Regions from separate parts of the Homo sapiens genome. Here region 2 is linked to region 1. The links are chromatin loops, found by intact Hi-C in ENCODE. Cell type or tissue: psoas muscle. All regions are shown on one strand. Links, peaks and the distances in the headings refer to the core of each region. The heading gives the core; the rest is flanking DNA.

What was found. Peaks named below come from ENCODE experiments on the same cell type or tissue, not always from the same donor. Only the 100,000 strongest peaks of a DNase experiment are listed, where the experiment ranks them.
Region 2: a loop joins it to region 1, with 2.5 times the contacts of the local background. A loop is called at or near these places in 37 of 110 quality-filtered maps.

What each region holds. Positions count from the first base shown.
Region 1 is chr20:48,903,775-48,906,681 of GRCh38, reverse strand. No RefSeq gene overlaps it. Among named protein-coding and RNA genes, the nearest start is that of ARFGEF2, 16 kb to the left of the region's middle. In psoas muscle, for the core only: a CTCF peak has its summit at 1,453 (motif pointing right); a DNase peak (open chromatin) is centred at 1,455.
Region 2 is chr20:48,821,197-48,824,103 of GRCh38, reverse strand. The region is part of intron 1 of PREX1 (phosphatidylinositol-3,4,5-trisphosphate dependent Rac exchange factor 1); the gene reads left to right. Among named protein-coding and RNA genes, the nearest start is that of PREX1, 5.3 kb to the left of the region's middle. RefSeq lists an enhancer at 238-287. In psoas muscle, for the core only: no CTCF peak of the experiment used is centred there; no DNase peak of the experiment used is centred there; H3K27ac peaks cover 272 bases.

The sequences.
Region 1 (2,907 bases), core at 312-2,811:
TGGGATTTGGGTCCAGGGTGTCAGGCTCCAGCAGCTGAACTGGTAATACTGGATGCTGTAATTTAAGACGTGACAACTTAGTATAGCACAAAGTGACCCTCAGGTGAATAGGCAAAGAAAAACTGGAGTTTAGAAGACCACGGAGAAGAGCTGTGAGCTGGATGTTGAAGGATGCTTTGGCCTAAAATAGACAGGAGGAGGGGAGACGGTGATATTTCCTCTGATCTAATCACCGTGTAATTCTTCAGCCCTGTCCTTGGCCTCAGGGACACTGCAGTGGGCAAAATGCCCAAGTCTTTACCCTCATCAAGCTTAATTTGTAGCGTGGGAAACAGATCATAAACACATAAACAAACGTGGGGGTGGTTAAAGCCTTATTATGTCATATTTTCAGTTTTTATCAGGAATTAGTTGTTGTGGCTGTTTTGAAATAAAGTCCACAAATTCGTTGACACTCTTCTCATTGAAAGGTGAGGTCTACATCCCCTCCCCTTGAAACTGGTTGGGCTTTGGAGAGTGTTGCTAACAGAATATGACAGAAGCGATGCTAGGTAGGCAGGGCCCAGTGACTCGCACCTGTAATCCCAGTGACTCGCACCTGTAATCCCAGTGGCTCGCACCTGTAATCCCAGTGACTCGCACCTGTAATCCCAGTGGTTTGCACCTGTAATCCCAGTGGTTTTGGAGACGGAGGTGGGACTGTTGCTTGAGCCCAGGAATTTGAGGTCTCAGAGAGCTCTGTCACCCACTGCACTCCAGCTTGGGTGACAGAGCAGACCCAAACTTTAAAAAAAAAAAAAGAAAAGAAAAGAAAAAAGAAATAAAGAAAAAAGGCCAGGCATGGTGGCTCACGCTTATAATCCCAGCACTTTGGGAGGCTGAGGTGGGCAGATCGCCTGAGGCCAGGAGTTGGAGACCAGCCTGGCCAACATGGTGAAACTCTGTCTCTACTAAAAATACAAAAATTAGCTGGGCGTGGTGGCATATGCCTGTAATCCCAGCTACTCCAGAGGCTGAGGCAGGAGAATCGCTTGACCCGGGAGGTGGAGGTTGCAGTGAGCCGAGATCACACCATTGTACTCCAACCCAGGTGACAGAATGAGATTCCGTCTCAGGAAAAAAAAAAAAAAAAGAAGAAGAAAAAGGCAAATTTAGACAGTTAAGGGCACAAGCCTCAGGGACTGCCTGAGTGTGAAGATGAGGGAGAGTAGGTGTCTAGTGTGACCCCCACGTTTCTTACTTGGGGAACAATGGGTGGTCAGGCCATTTACCAAGACAGAGAACGAGGAAAAGCTGGTTTCAGAAGAAGCATGTTAAAGATTCTAACTCCAAGATTACACCTTCCAATAAACATCCCTCTTAAGCAATGCTAGCTTCTGCAACACCTCTTAGATTATCTGACTTTTTTCATAAAAAGGAAAACTTTTGCACCGCTGCCAATGCAATTTCTATATTGGCCACCAGAGAGCACCAATGCTCGAGCAGTTCAACTAGACTCACCACCTGGTCCTGTTTTACACTTTAGAAAAAAAAAAAAAAAAAAAAAAAGCCGGGGGAAAGATTTTGGCTTCATCATCTTGTCTCAGAATCATTCTCGTGAGCTTCCCTGGCACCGGGATAAAATCTGATAGCTATGTCATGTGTGAAAAAGGTTTGGCTTATTGGATCCCTCAGTGCTAATTAGGAAAAAATCTCCTCCCTCACCACAATTTTCCATGTGTGCCTGAGCCCACCTCACGAAGTCCAGGGGACTTTCCTGATTTGTTTTGCATTGCTAGCCTTAGGCAAAACCCAGCACATTTTGCTTCTGATACATTTCCACTGCTGCCTCGTTTTCCCCACTGTCACCCGTGACCTCTGTGCTTCCCTCTCATTGCTGTGCTTCCAGCCCCGGGAACTTGCTCCTTCAGTTGCCTGATGGGAAAGCACAGAGGGTAGTTCCTTCCTAGAAGTGATTTCAGCCCCATTGCCTCCCATCCCCTCGCCTCTCATTCTCCAAGGACATTCAGCAGCTTGTGGGGGGCGGGGTATCAGAGCCTCACAGACCAAAGCCTGGTGTCTGCTGCCCTAGGTCTTTCTCTCTCTCTTTCTTTCTTTCTTTTCTTTCTTTCTCTTCTTTCTTTCTCTCTCTCTCTCTCTCTCTTTCTTTCTTGCTCTGTCGCCCAGGCTGGAGTGCAGTGGCAGTGGCGCCTTCTCGGCTCACTGCAACCTCCGCCTCCCGGGTTCAGGTGATTCTCCTGCCTCAGCCTCCCGAATAGCTGGGACTAAAGGAACGTGCCACCACACCCAGCTAATTTTTTGTATTTTTAGTGGAGATGAGGTTTCACCGTGTTAGCCAGGATGGTCTTGAGCTCCTGACCTCGTGATCCTCCCACTTTGGCCTCCCCATGTGCTGGGATTACAGGCATGAACCACTGTGCCTGGCCCTTTTTTTTTTTTTTTTTGAGATAGATTCTTGCTCTGTCGCCCAGGCTGGAGTGCAGAGGCACGATCATGACTCACTGCAGCCTCCACCTCTCGGGTTCAAGCAATTCTCCTGCCTTAGCCTCCCCAGTAGCTGGGATTACAGGCGCCCACCACCATGCCCAACTAATTTTTTTTGGTATTTTTAGTAGAGACGGGGTTTCGCCATGTCGGCCAGGCTGGTGTCAAACACCTGACCTCAGCTGGTCTGCCCACCTTGGCCTCCCAAAGTGCTAGCATTACCGGCGTGAGCCACCGCGCCTGACCTGCCCTAGGTATTTCTTTCTGTTGTTCTTCTAGATGACTCTAGGACCCCTGACCTCCTGGGGGGCCACTGCTTCCCCTCTAAACCCGCTCCCATGGCAGGCGATTTAGGGCCAACTCCCAAGCCAGATCCCACCAAGGGTGATGGTTCCCAGAGTCCCCTGGGCCCAGCGGCAGAGG
Region 2 (2,907 bases), core at 188-2,687, 82 kb after region 1:
GCCCTGGCTATGTGGGGTACTCCCCGTGTGCTCTGGGCAGCGTTAGTCATGATGAAAACAATGACAGTCATTGCTGTGCAGGAACTGACTTTGATTCATCACTTGCCATTCTAAGCACTTTGCATGTGTCAACTCATTTAATTTTCTTTATGAAGGGGATGCTGTTTTTATCCCCATTGAGAGGTGAGGAAACTGAGGCAAAGTGAATCTAAGTGAGCTGCTCTGGGTCAGGTGGACAGCATTGCCAGGATTTGATCCTAGGCTGCCTGACCCCACAACTCATGTCCCCAGCCACTTGATAGACCGCCTTTGGCTGATCCAAGAAGGGCTTGGCACATGATTTATTAAGGTGGCAGAACTGGGATTTGAACCCAGGTCTGTGTGATGTTTCACCTCCGCCTGCGCTTCCTCCTGTTACTTGCCCTCTGTGACTCCCATTCTTTTCTCCACAGAATGGGAAGAACTGTGGACGGATAGAAATGGCAGGCTGCCGAGTTCTTGCTCTGGGCTCCGGGTCTGTTCATGGCACGAGGGTTGAGTGAGGCTCTGGAGTCATGCTGCTGGTGTTCAAATCCAGGCTTCTTCCACTTGGACTGTAGGTGACCTTGGGCTGATCACTGACTTGCTCTGTGCCTCAGTTTCCACATCTGTCCAACGGGCACAGTGTAGCACCTGCGTCACAGGGATGTGGTGAAGCTTGCCCCCCACTCCCCTAGAGGAGGCTGAGTAGACCTTGGGCCCACCTGCCAAGGGGAGGCACCTCAGGGGCAGGTGCCAGTAACTCCCATGATGGGGTGTGTCAGCTGGGCAGTGGTCGAAAGAGAAGAGAGGGCCTGGGTGGGTGGGCAGAGAGGCCGGTGGGTGGGAGTTGGTCAGCAGCTCCTCGAAGGTCTCCCCGTGGCTGAGGACAGAGAGCTATAGAGACACAGAGGGTCTGCCCGGAACCGACCAGGATGGGAGTCTCTGAGGAACAGGGATTGTGGGCAGAAAGCTCCCAGAATGCTTTCTGTGGTTCTGCTTTTTGGAGGGAGGAGACAAAAGTTTTTCTTCTCATTGGAGCTCCGCTTGCCAAACAAGAAACTGTGGTTTTTTGTTGTCACTATTTTTTTTTCTGTTTTAAAAGATTCTGTACTCCTAGTCTCACACTAGGGAGAAATGCCACGGGTGGTTGGGGTGGGGGCAGGTCTTTGATTTCACAGTCATTGAGGCAGAGGGACCTCCCCAGTAACTTGGGGGGATTTTCACGTGGTCCTCATATGAAAAGTAGGATGCTGAGAGGTATATGTAACACAGTTCTTTTGGAAAATAAACAATAACCATAATATACACGTGTGTTATATGTATAAGGTGACATTAGGTTGGAGAAAAGGATGGAAGGATGTGTATCTTTTACAGAAAGGCAACCAGGAAGATAAGGAAGTAAAATCCTGTTTATAATACCCTTTTCATATAAAATTATGCATATGTATGCGAATATATTTTTTAAGAAGCCGACAGGAAGAATTGTATTTTCAACATGGTTATTAGATTAATGCAACAGTAATAATGGTAACAATTTGCTAATATTTATATACTTGCAAGCCCTGTTTATAAGTTCCTTAAGCATTAACTCAAAAGTTGCAGGTATTCTTATGCTTCCTGTTTTACAAATGAAACAAAGACACAGAGAGGCCAAGTCAGTTTCCCAAGGTCACACAGCCTGACAGAACTGGCACTTGGACCCAGGTAATGCGGCTGCATGGCCCACATTCTTCACCACTATCCTGAATTGCACCAAAATGAGGCTGTGTTCATGAGCAAAATTACTGCCCCTGTGAGACCTCTGGGCTGCCCAGGTGGGCAAGAATTAAGTCAAAAAGTCCACCTTATTTCAGTTTTCAGATGCCGGAGAGCCTGGAACAGGCCACCTTGTGTTGGGCTCATCATCATCAGGAAGTCAGTGAAAATCTTTTGATGGTAAAAACTGAGTGTCAGCAGGATTTAGATGGGTTACATTTTTTTTAATGTATGGCAGACAGAGAGCTCTGTACAGATAAAACCATGAAGATATGAGACTGCTTTTCTCTGTGTGCAGGTATTTATGGAGCATCTGCTGTATATCCTGGGCAGTGTTCTGGGCCACGAGAATGAAGTCATCAACAGGTCGTTGTCCTTATAAGAAGGACAACCCTGTGGGGATTCTACAACTCATTCTTCAGACAAACCTTCTGGAAGCCTACCTACTTTTATTCTGGTGTTTGCCCTGGTAGCAATTTAACTGTCACTTTAAGAAGACGCGAATGGGGTTGGTGTCTCTGGCTTTTGAGACTTCAGGGCACCCCTTTCTTGGAGAGAAAGATACTCCTTTATCAGGCCAGAGAGCTGAAGACCTGTTGGGCTTGGGGCCACTCCCTTTAATAAAGAAACCCACATCCTATTTGCTTCACAGCCGCTCTCCCTTAAAGGTTTTGCAAGAGTTTAAGTGTTTGAAGCAGGTCATGCCTGGCTGCAGGAGAACCTGACCTCTCCAGATTTTTGGGGCTTTTCTTTTTTTCCAACAGACACAGGCATGCTGGCTAGAATACTGGAGGGAGGTGGGTGATAGGGTGGGCTGCCCCTCAAACCTGTGTGCTGTGTCCCACAGCATCATTCCCCAGACATGGGGCCAGGTCGGAGCTGATTCCTGCCCTGCGTTTCGGAGATCTTGAACAGAAGCCAGGTGGGTCATTCGGTCTGAATCTCCTTGTTTTGCAGGTGACATAAATTGCGTCCCCAGAGGGGAGGTGAGCACCAGTTAAGGGCAGTAGCCACTCAGTTTGTTAGAGTTCCATCCCCAGATACCTGGGAAGAGAGCTTGGTGGCCCACATCCTTTTCTGGGGATCTGTGTTTTAGCCAGGATCAAAAATCCCCCCGTTTTTTTTTAAGAT